Regions from separate parts of the Homo sapiens genome. Here region 2 is linked to region 1. A link is a loop called in an ENCODE intact Hi-C map of the cell type or tissue named here. Cell type or tissue: sigmoid colon. All regions are shown on one strand. Each heading gives the region's core, and the rest is flanking DNA. Links, peaks and the distances in the headings are about the cores only.

Evidence for each region. A loop is a pair of places that touch in the nucleus more often than their neighbours do. Peaks named below come from ENCODE experiments on the same cell type or tissue, not always from the same donor. Only the 100,000 strongest peaks of a DNase experiment are listed, where the experiment ranks them.
Region 2: a loop joins it to region 1, with 2.5 times the contacts of the local background. A loop is called at or near these places in 2 of 110 quality-filtered maps.

What each region holds. Positions count from the first base shown.
Region 1 is chr17:12,522,610-12,527,996 of GRCh38, reverse strand. No RefSeq gene overlaps it. Among named protein-coding and RNA genes, the nearest start is that of LINC00670, 25 kb to the left of the region's middle. In sigmoid colon, for the core only: no CTCF peak of the experiment used is centred there; no DNase peak of the experiment used is centred there.
Region 2 is chr17:12,191,467-12,196,853 of GRCh38, reverse strand. No RefSeq gene overlaps it. Among named protein-coding and RNA genes, the nearest start is that of MIR744, 110 kb to the right of the region's middle. In sigmoid colon, for the core only: a CTCF peak has its summit at 3,117; no DNase peak of the experiment used is centred there.

The DNA.
Region 1 (5,387 bases), core at 234-5,233:
TACTAAAAATACAAAATTAGCCGGGCATGGTGGTACATGACTCTAGTCCCAGCTACTTGGGAGGCTGAGGGGAAAATCGCTTGAACCTGGGAGGCAGAAGTTGTGGTGAGCCAAGATTGTGCCATTGCACTCCAGACTGGGCAACAAGAGCAAAACTTTGTCTCAAAAAAAAAAAAAAAAGTATGGTGTTAAAAAAGCATGATCCAGAGACTACATACATATAGTTATATATGTACATATAACCTTTTCAAAACTTGATGGTAGATAAAAAAAATAAACAGGATATTGGAAAAATACAATCATCAAGATGTATAGTATAGACCTTTCCTATGTAACAAATGGAAAATTATATATGGTTTCTTATGCCCATAAACATCTATGAATTTTGATCATGTAGTTGGTTTCAAAGAAACCCTTAACACATTCCAGACTGTACAGTTTTAAAGAACAAAATCCATGACTATCATACAAGAAAACATGAAATAAACATAAAAAATGTTAAATACAAAAAATTAGCCGGGCGTGGTGGCGGGGGCCTGTAGTCCCAGCTACTCGGGAGGCTGAGGCAGGAGAATGGTGCGAACCCGGGAGGCGGAGCTTGCAGTGAGCCGAGATTGTGCCACTGCACTCCAGCCTGGGTGACATCCGTCTCAAAAAAAAAAAAAAAAAAAAAAGAAGAGACTTCGTCAAAAAAAACCCCATGGATTTTAAAGAACACAATTCTAATGCCTGTGTTTGATAAAATAAACCCAACAATATATAGCTAATGAAAAAGAAAACTCTGTATTAACACCTGTGATTTATAGCTAAAACTTATTTTGGAAAAAAAATTATGGTGTTTTGTTTTTGTTATTTATAAAAATAAATTGAAATTAAATGAGCTATGATGTTATTTTGACAAAAAAGCACAAGGAAATCAAAATAGAATATGAAAATTACTTGAAATTGCAAGAATTGCAAGGGACCCAGAATAGTCAAAACAATCTTGAAATAGAATGACAAAGTCAGAAGACTTCTGGACTTTGAAACTTACTACAAAGCTACAGTAGCCAAATGATGCGGTACTGGCATAAGGATAGACATATAGACCAATGGAGTAGAATTGAGAGTCCAGAAATAAACCCACGTATCTATCTCAACCGATATTTGACTAGAATGCTGAGGCCACTGAATAAGAAAAGAATACTCTGTTCAACAGATGGTGCTGGGACAACTGGATACCACATGCAAAAGAATGAATTTGGACCCTCACCTCACATTGTTATACAAAAATTAACCCCAAATCAAGGCCAGGCATGGTGGCTCACATCTGTAATCCTAGCACTTTGAGAGGCCAGGGAGGGCCAATCACTTGAGGCCAGGAGTTTGAAACCAGCCTGGCCCACGTGGCAAAATCCTATCTCTACTAAAAATACAAAAAATTGCTGGGCATGGTGGTGCACACCTGTACTCCCAGCTACTCTGGAGGCTGAGGCATAAGAATTGCTTAAACCAGGTAGGCAGAGGTTGCAGTGAACCAAGATTTCACCACTGCACTCCAGCCTAAATGACAGCATGAGATTCTGTCTGAAAAACAAACAAAGAACCAAAACAACAAACAAAAATGGGTCAAGGCCTTAAATGTAAGAGGTAAAATTATAAGGGGCAAATCTTCATGACCTTGGATTTGGCAATGCATTCTTAGATATGATATCAAAAGCATAAGCAACAAAAGAAACATAGATAAATTGGACTTTATCAAAATGTGTAAAAACTTTGGTTATCAAAGGATATTATTATCAAGAAAATGAAAGGCAATCTACAGAATGGAAAACATATTTGCAAACCATGTATTTGAGAAGAGACACATTTAGAATGTATAAGAACTCTTATAACTCTATCATAAAAAGAGTCTAATTTTTTAAATGGACAAAGAAACTGAAGACACATTTCTCCAAAAAAGATAAACGAATGGTCAATAAGCACATGAAAAGATGCTAAACATCATTAGTCAACATGGAAATACAAATCAAAACAACAGTGAGATTCACTTCACACTTACTCATTAAGATTGCTAGAATCTGAGAGTAAGGCCATAAGTATTGGTAAGGCTGTGGGGAAACCTGAACCGTTTTACACTGCAAAATTGTACAACCTCTTTGGAAAATAATTTGGCAGTTCTTCAATGGTCAAACTTATGATCCGGCAACATCTACCGAAGAGAACTGGCAATGTATAGCCACATAAAAACATATTCATGAATGTTTATAATAGCATTATTTATGAATAGCCAGAAAGGTGGCACAAATCCAAATGTTTCTTATTTGATGAGTAGATAAACAAACGTATATCTGTACAATGGAATATGATTCAGCTATATAAAGGAATGAAGTACCAATACTTACTACAATATGCATGAGCTTTGAAAACATGTGAAGTGAAAGAAGCAAGTCAGAAAAGACTCCATATTATGTGATTCCATTTGTATAAAATGACCAGAATTGGGAAAGCCACAGAAACAGAAAGTAGAGGAATGGTTCCTTAGGGGTTGGGGGGCAATAGGAGTTTGGAGGTTATAGCTAAACAGCCTGACATTTCTTTTTAAGTTGGACTATGGTGATTGCTCCACATATCTGTGAATACACTATTGAATATACTAACAACCACTGAATTCTACCCTTTAAGTGGGTGAACTCTATAGTAAGTGAATATCTCAATACAATTATTATTTTAAAAAATCAAAATAAACATAGAGAAAGTTGGAGAGGAGAATTAAAAGAATAAAGACAAAATTAATAATATATGAAAAAAAAACCCACCGGAAATGACAACTAAAACCAAATCTGGTTTTGTAAAGTCAATGTCGATCACTCTTATCAAGTCTCATTCCTAATAGAAATGCTAAAAAAGTAAAAGTTCTTCAAATTAGCAGTATTTACCTAAAGACAGCATAATATGTAAAGTAAAATAATTATGTATAAAGCTATTCCAATGACAATCATTGCTGGGGAAGGTTTTAGAATTTTTATTTAATGGATTACACAGAGAAAAACATGATGAAAGCGTACATAATGAAAATAAAAAGGTAGAGTTATCATTATTTAGGAATGACGCAATTGCATATGTTGAAAGTTAAGAAAATTTCAGAATTAATAAGATAATTTGATAAGGTGGCCATATGTAAAGCTGGGATGGCTTTGCATACAAATAAGGTAAAATGTCTCAGTGCAGCAAAGACACTTAAAATTAAGCATATTTGGATTTCACAGTGACCTGTGGAATCAATTTCAAAAGAGAGCTCACGTGACCCCAACATGCCTGCATCTCATCCTCTTGTGCTACCTGAAAGCAGGAACTTAGTTCTAAGTCATGTCTACTACCCTGTGTTTCTCTAATGTTAGGATTCTGTGGCTGGATTTCTACATAGTTCATTTTAAAATGTTAATTTTAAAACAAGAAAGCCTTTCCTGGGTCACATTATCTTCTTCCCTTGGGGATATAAAGGTATTTTTTTTTTTTTATAAATGTAAGTTTTGATTTAGGCAAGAAATGTAGGCATTTGAACCTCAAAAAAGTGAGAATGTAAACTAGCCAATGAATGATCTACACCAAATCTAAATGATGGTGGCCTGTTGTCTAGGTATAACAACATATTTCTGGCAACCCAAATTAGCAAAACAAAAAAGTCTACTGGTGATTGAGGAGGTGATGACTCATCTTTAATAATCGTGATTATAGTAGACACAATTTATTAGTAATCTACATAATTTTTCTCCTGTATCATTTTATTATTAACTTCATTTAAAAATTGAGGAAACAGCCTCAAAAAATGTAAATAATTGGCCTAACGTCACATAACCAGTAGGTAGTAAAGCTGGAATTTATATAATGATCCACCTCCCTCCATCTTTTTGTACCCCTCATGTTCCACACATATTAAGTGCTCAGTTAATATTGATTAAATGACCAAACAAATGTTTTTCCCTTCATCAAGACTCCAATCTTTTCTAGGCGTAAAGGAAAGAATCACTTTATCTTTTCTCTTCCCCTTATGTCCCCTGCCACCTTTATGTATAATGTTAAGCACCAGAAGATATACAGTGAAAACATATTAACAGTCTGGGAAATTAATCAAGTACAAGAAAGTACTTTAAAGAGATGTATTTGCATAAGACATCAAATGAAATGACTATGATAGCCAAAAAGGTGCCAAAAATCCAAATTATACCTATTATACAAATTATACATATAATGAGTTGGATGATTAATGGTTTAACGTTTATACGGTCACATGCCATATAACATCATTTAGGCCAACGACTGACCACATATACAATGGTGGTCCCATAAGATCATAATACTGTATTTTTACTGTTACCTTTTCTATGTTTAGATACACAAATATTTACCATTGTGTTACAATTGCCTGGAGTATTCAGTACAGTAATACGCTGTTCAGGTTTGTAGCCTAGGAGCAATAGGCTATACCATATAGCCTACGTGGGTAGTATGGCTGTGCCATTTAGATTTGTGTGATGTGCACCCTGTGATGCTCTCACAATGATGGAACTGCCTAACTACAAATTTCTCAGAACGTATCCCCATTGTTAAGTAATGCATGACTGTATTAACAGCCTGTGACCTTTTTCCCAAATGTACACATTTGTGTTTTTTCACCATCTTTTTGCTTTTCTTTTTATTAATTTTTTTGAGCACTCGCATCAGCCTTAAGTATAAATTTAATCACACTGCGAGATCCCAGCTACTGGTTAGAATGTCCTGCCTTGGGTAAAGACAATTAAAAACCACGAGTCTAGTCCCAGAGAGATGCAGACAAGTGCCCAACCCCCATTATTTGTAATTTCCAGGAATCCACCCTGGCCTGTTCCTGCAGGGCCCCAGAGCTGGCTGTGGAGCTGTTCAAAGATCTGCACCAAATTCCACTGCTGGAAAGGAAACCACAAATATCAGGGCGGCACTCCTCAATTAGACGTCTCTCAATCACCTTTTGATCCCAGGATCCTGACACTTTGCCTGGAGTCTTGCCAGAGCCCCAGCGTCTAGCTCTCGGAATACTCCACTCCTCCCGAGGCGAGCCTTTGAATGACAACATTTTGGTTACAGTACTTTAATGCCCTCATAAATTCCTCAGTTGTGGTTAGTGCAACAGACTATTTAGACATAGTCCACAAACTGTTTGGACTGCAGGGGTGGTTCTGGCATTCAGATTTTCAGACTGGTTCAGATAGTTTCAGATGGCTGAGGATGTTATATGTCTTTAGGAAGATTCTCGAATGGGCTTCCCTAATTAAAACATCATCTGCAAAGCAACCTGAAAAAAATCAAGAAATTCACGCAGCATGGATGGTGTTAGGTCTTTCTGTGGCTTTCAAGTAAAACTACATAGT
Region 2 (5,387 bases), core at 86-5,085, 330 kb after region 1:
ATGCAGGGTCAGTTTCAGCAGGTGCTCCGAAACAGCAAACACAGGCTTTCCCTTTGACCAACTCTGCAGGACCTACAAAGGAAGTAATAGAATGATTTTGTGGCCCACAGCCCACCTTGACCTGCCCAAAAACTAGAGTTAAAGTTGGAAAAGTTGGAGAAATGGTCTTTGAGATGGGGTCGTGAGGTCCCTTGTTGGAGGGATATTTTCTCTTCACCTAAGCCTAGTAAGAATTCCAGGCACCGGCCGGGCGCAGTGGCTCACACCTGTAATCCCAGCACTTTGGGAGGCCGAGGCGGGCGAATCACGAGGTCAGGAGATCGAGACCATCCTGGCCAACACAGTGAAACCCCAGCTCTACTAAAACTATAAAAAATTAGCCAGGCGTGGTGGCAGGCGCCTGTAGTCCCAGCTACTCGGGAGGCTGAGGCAAGAGAATGGCGTGAACCCAGGAGGCGGAGCTTGCAGTGAGCTGAGATCGCGCCACTGCACTCTAGCCTGGGCGATAGAGTGAGACTCCATCTCAAAAAAAAAAAAAAAAAAAAGAATTCCAGGCACCATTCTGGATTCTGGATGCTTCCCTTGCATCCTGGAGTTTGGCTAGCACAATGGACTGTTCTCAGGAACTTTCAGCCTCCCTACAATGGTGTCTCTTTCTAAATAGGAGAAGCTGTCACTATGAGTCAGAAGTGGTAGACATGTCCACCCACATCAGTGGCAAAGATGCACAACTCTTTCTAATGGATCAGGTATGGGCCATAGGAGAGACTGGACATTTGTAAAACACTCAAATACTGCCCCTGAAATCTGCCTGGGGAAGAATGAGGACCCCAGCCTGGGGTGGAACGCTAGACCTGGATTCCTAAGAACAGCAGCAGAGAACAGAAATGGCATATACTATAAGCAACTTGGTCAAATATTCCCAGTGAAGACCCCAAAGGGCCCACAAATGTACTCCAACAGATGGAGGCAGCTTTGCATCTACTAATTTGCTGTGGTCAGAAGTAGTCAACTCACATTTATGTAAATACCAGTTCTGCTAGACCTCTCCTGGCCCTCACCTATCCCCATTCCCTTACCCCCATTCTGACCTGGAAGGTCAGCAACCTCAGCTAATAAGCTGGTGGCAGGGCAGGAGGAAGGAAAGCACAAGACGGGAAACAGAAAAGAAGCTTCCCACTCACTTCCGACTCCCCATCTGACCCAGTGCAGACATGCACACGCACACTCATATACCATACACACACACATGCATGAACATGCACATGTATGCACATGCACACGTGCACATGTACACATGCATGCACACATACACACATACACATGCATGCACACATACACACATACACATGCATGCACACACATAGTATACACATGCTTGCACACATACACAGACACACAAACACACATACACCTACACATAAACTCATACACATAAATACACATACACACCTACACACACATACCTAGGCATACATACCTGCATATATAAACACACATACACACATACACACATACATACATACACATATACACACATCCACACACACTATAACTTCGACAATAGGCATAGCTGGAGTGAAAGGGGACAAAACATTTTACCTTGAATAAAGTTGGGTGCCTTTTTTTCCTTAAACGTTGCCTTGGGCTGGATATATTAATTACTAAAATAAGAATTATTGTGTGGTAAAGAAAAAAAATGACTGGAGGACTTTTTAGTTCTGAAGAATGAGCTGGCAGACTCAAACACCCAAGATTTCATCAAAAGGCAGAGGATACATTATCCCCAGAGAGCTGAGGAGGAAAGAGTAGCACTATCCAAACAGTTGTTTTTTTGATATGTAGGAGGCAGGGAAGGACATTCCCGGCCTTGGCAATGGGAATACACAAAGATCTAAGGTGTGAGTGTATGAAGGAAGAACAGGCAGGCTGGCGTGGCCAAAGCTGTGTGGAGGGGCATGGTGACAGACAGCATGGAGAAGGTGGATGGGGCCAGCTCACAGGGAAGACAGGAGATGCTTCTAAGTGAGTTCTTTTTAAAAGATTTTTTCTATTTCCATAGGTTTTTGGGGAACAGGTGGTATTTTGTTACATGAGTAAGTTCTTTAGTGGTAATTTGTGAGATTTTCGTGCATCTATCATCCAAGGAGTATACACTGTACAAATACACCAAGCAGAATTTGTAGTCTTTTATCCCTCACCTGCTTCCCACCCTTTCCCCATGAGTCCCCCAAGTCTACTGTGTCATTCTTATACATTTGCATCCTCATAGTTTAGCTCCCACTTATAAGTGAGAACATAGATGTTTGGTTTTCCATTCCTGAGTTACTTCACTTCGAATAACAGTCTCCAATCCCATCCAGGTTGCTGCAAATGCTATTAATTAATTCCTTTTTATGGCTGAGTAGTATTCCTTCATATATATATAAAACACAGTTTCTTTATCCACTCATTGATTGATGGGCATTTGGGTTGGTTCCATATTTTTGCAACTGCGAATTGTGCTGTTATAAAAATGCGTGTGCAAGTATCTAAGCGAGTTCTCGATTCTGACTGAGAGAGAAGGCCTCTAAGGAGGCAAGAAACGGGCTGTGTTGATGCTCTCAGAAGATGAACCTGGTGATGGTGTGGACAGAGACTAACCTTTGGAGGTCATCACAATACACAATAATACAGTGAAAAACAATGACCTGGGTCAGAACAGCTGCAGCCAGACTGGGAAGATGGATCTGAGGACCTCTCGGGAAGCAGAATTGACAGGAACCACCCATTCTTTGGATAGAGAAGTAGTGGAATGGGAGAAGTCAAGGATAGCAACTTGTTGGAGCTTGAGCAACAGGGAACTGCGTGATGCCAATAACCTGGCTATGAAATTGAGACGATCTTGCTTTGGTGCATTGCACAAAAGGAAAGATAAAATCAAGAAGAAATCTGGAAGGAAAAATAATGAGTTCAGTTTCTAACATGTTGAGTTTGAGGTGCTATTGTCAGGACAGTCTTGAGAAGACATTTGAGAAGCAGCTGGGCATTCAGTTCTTGAAAGTCCAAAGAGATCAGGGCTGGTGACCTAGAGGTCTGTTCTCCCAGCTCAGTGTCCTCCCCAGGCGGCAACTGTGGTATAAGGCATGCATCCACACGTGGAAAATTGTCTCAATTATTTTTAGCACATCTTAGAGGTAGAAGAGAAAGATGGATCTCCTTTGACATTTTCATTACGTTCATTCTAAAATTATACTCTCCTGATTTCGAAGGACTTCCAGTGCCTTGTGTTGATATATAACCACATAACTTTACTCTCTGTGTATAATGCTGAATTACTTACTCCTCTTCCAGGGCTCAGTTCTGACATGGGATGTCAAACAGAAACAGAACATGCATCTCCTGCATCTGGGGGTAAAACCTTACAGAGAATTCTATGGGCTGCAATAAATAATTCCTGGTCTTCCTGGAAAGGAGCTCTGTGAACAGACAGGGTAGGGTCACTGCAGATTTATGACTGCATCCTTGAGGTAGCAGGCTATCCACAGCCCAGGGCAGAGGCCTACAAGACAGGTAGGAGGTCCAAGGAAGCCATGTTGCAAAAGGACAGTTGGCCCTAGGGCTGTGACACCTGGCACCTCAAAAGCCATGTGACAGATGTTTTCATTTCCTAGCCTTTTTTACTGCTACTTCCACTGCCAGAAAAAGAACTTGAGTTTTATTGAAATGTGAGTGTGTTTGCCGACAGTCATTCAAGCCTGATACCAAGGACACTGAGAAAAGCTTCTATTATGGTGAATAAAACTTCTGGCTACTCAGCATGCCCAGAAGTTGGCCTCAGATGAACTGTATCCTGGGGGAAGACTGACTCCCCATCTGCCTTCTCCTCACTCATGTTTCTCATTTTCCATTGCATTCATCTGTCTCTTGGCTTTCTTACTCTCCCTTTCTCTCATTCTCTTTCTTTCCCTCTCTTCCCCTGCTTAATTTTGCTATGAAAACCTCCTTCTTCTACATAGTCTTGGGTAGATTACCTTACCTCTGAGGCTCTTAGTTTTCTCACCTGCAAAATAATGGTGTTAGACCAAGTGTTTCTCAAACTTCAATGCCTAATGATTCATCTGAAGATGTTAAAATATAGATTCTGATTTAGTAGGCCTGGCCTAGGGCCCAATATTCTGCATCTCTAAAAAAAACTCCCAGGTGATTGCAACGTGGGCCACACTTTAAGTAGGGGGAACTATGGATGGCAAAGAATCCTCACCTGCAGTGCCGTCTCTAACAGTATTGGGAATACCAGGATGCATCTGACCTCAGTGCGGGGGGAAATGAACGTGAACCATGCATTCAAATTGAGCACATTAAATATTTGCCCTTAATGGAATAAATCATCTCTAAGCATGCTTACAATTCAGTGCTCTAAAACATCTGTGGTTTTCTTCCACAAGGGGCACATCTCAAAACCTGTCCATGTATGAAAGAGTCTGATGACCTCATTGGCTGTGTGTTAATGACAGACTATTCTTCAACACCTTAAAAAAACAAGGAGAACAGGAATAATAAAGGTAAAGGTCAACAAAGCACAGGACAAAGAAAATTATAAACAACTAACAAAACAAGAAGTTGGTTTATAGAAAAGGCTCATAAAGATAAAACTTGGAAAGAATGATCAAGGGACAAAAAAGAAGGTGTAAATAAACACAATAGAGAATATAAATGGAGAAATAACTATAGACACAAAGGATGTTTTAATAATTTAAAGGAATATTATGAACAAGTAAACACCAACAAATGTCAAAACCCAGAAGCAATGAATGAACAATTTTAAAAGTACAAAATGCAAAAAAAATTAATACAAATGAATAGAAAATGTATTTATACCAGTAATGCTTAAGAAATTTAGGAAGTAATAAAAAGACTTCTCTCTAAACCTCATATCCACACAAAGCCAGGTCTAGGTTTTACAGGTTTGCAACCAAACTTTCAAATAAAAACTAATCTTTATGTCAAACAAGTTGTGCCACACACACACACATACACACACACACACACACAAAGAAAACAGAAAAAGAAGGAAAGCTGTCTCACTCGTATGAAAAAAAGTATAACTTTGATAGTAAAACCATACAGGGGAAAATCAAAGAAAGAGGATTATAGGCCAATTTTACTTATGAATATAAATGAGAGTCCTAAATAAAATATTGACTACTACTAAAATCCAACATATATTTTAAAATAAGCCATCATAATCAGACTTTACCTCAGATATTAGGGGATGATTCAACATTAGAACATCTATAAATCTTATTCACAAAGATAAAGTAACAAAGAAAACTCAGAAGATTTTCTTAGTAGACAATGGAAAGCATTTTTATAAGTCAATACATTCTCATTTAAAACTCTTATAA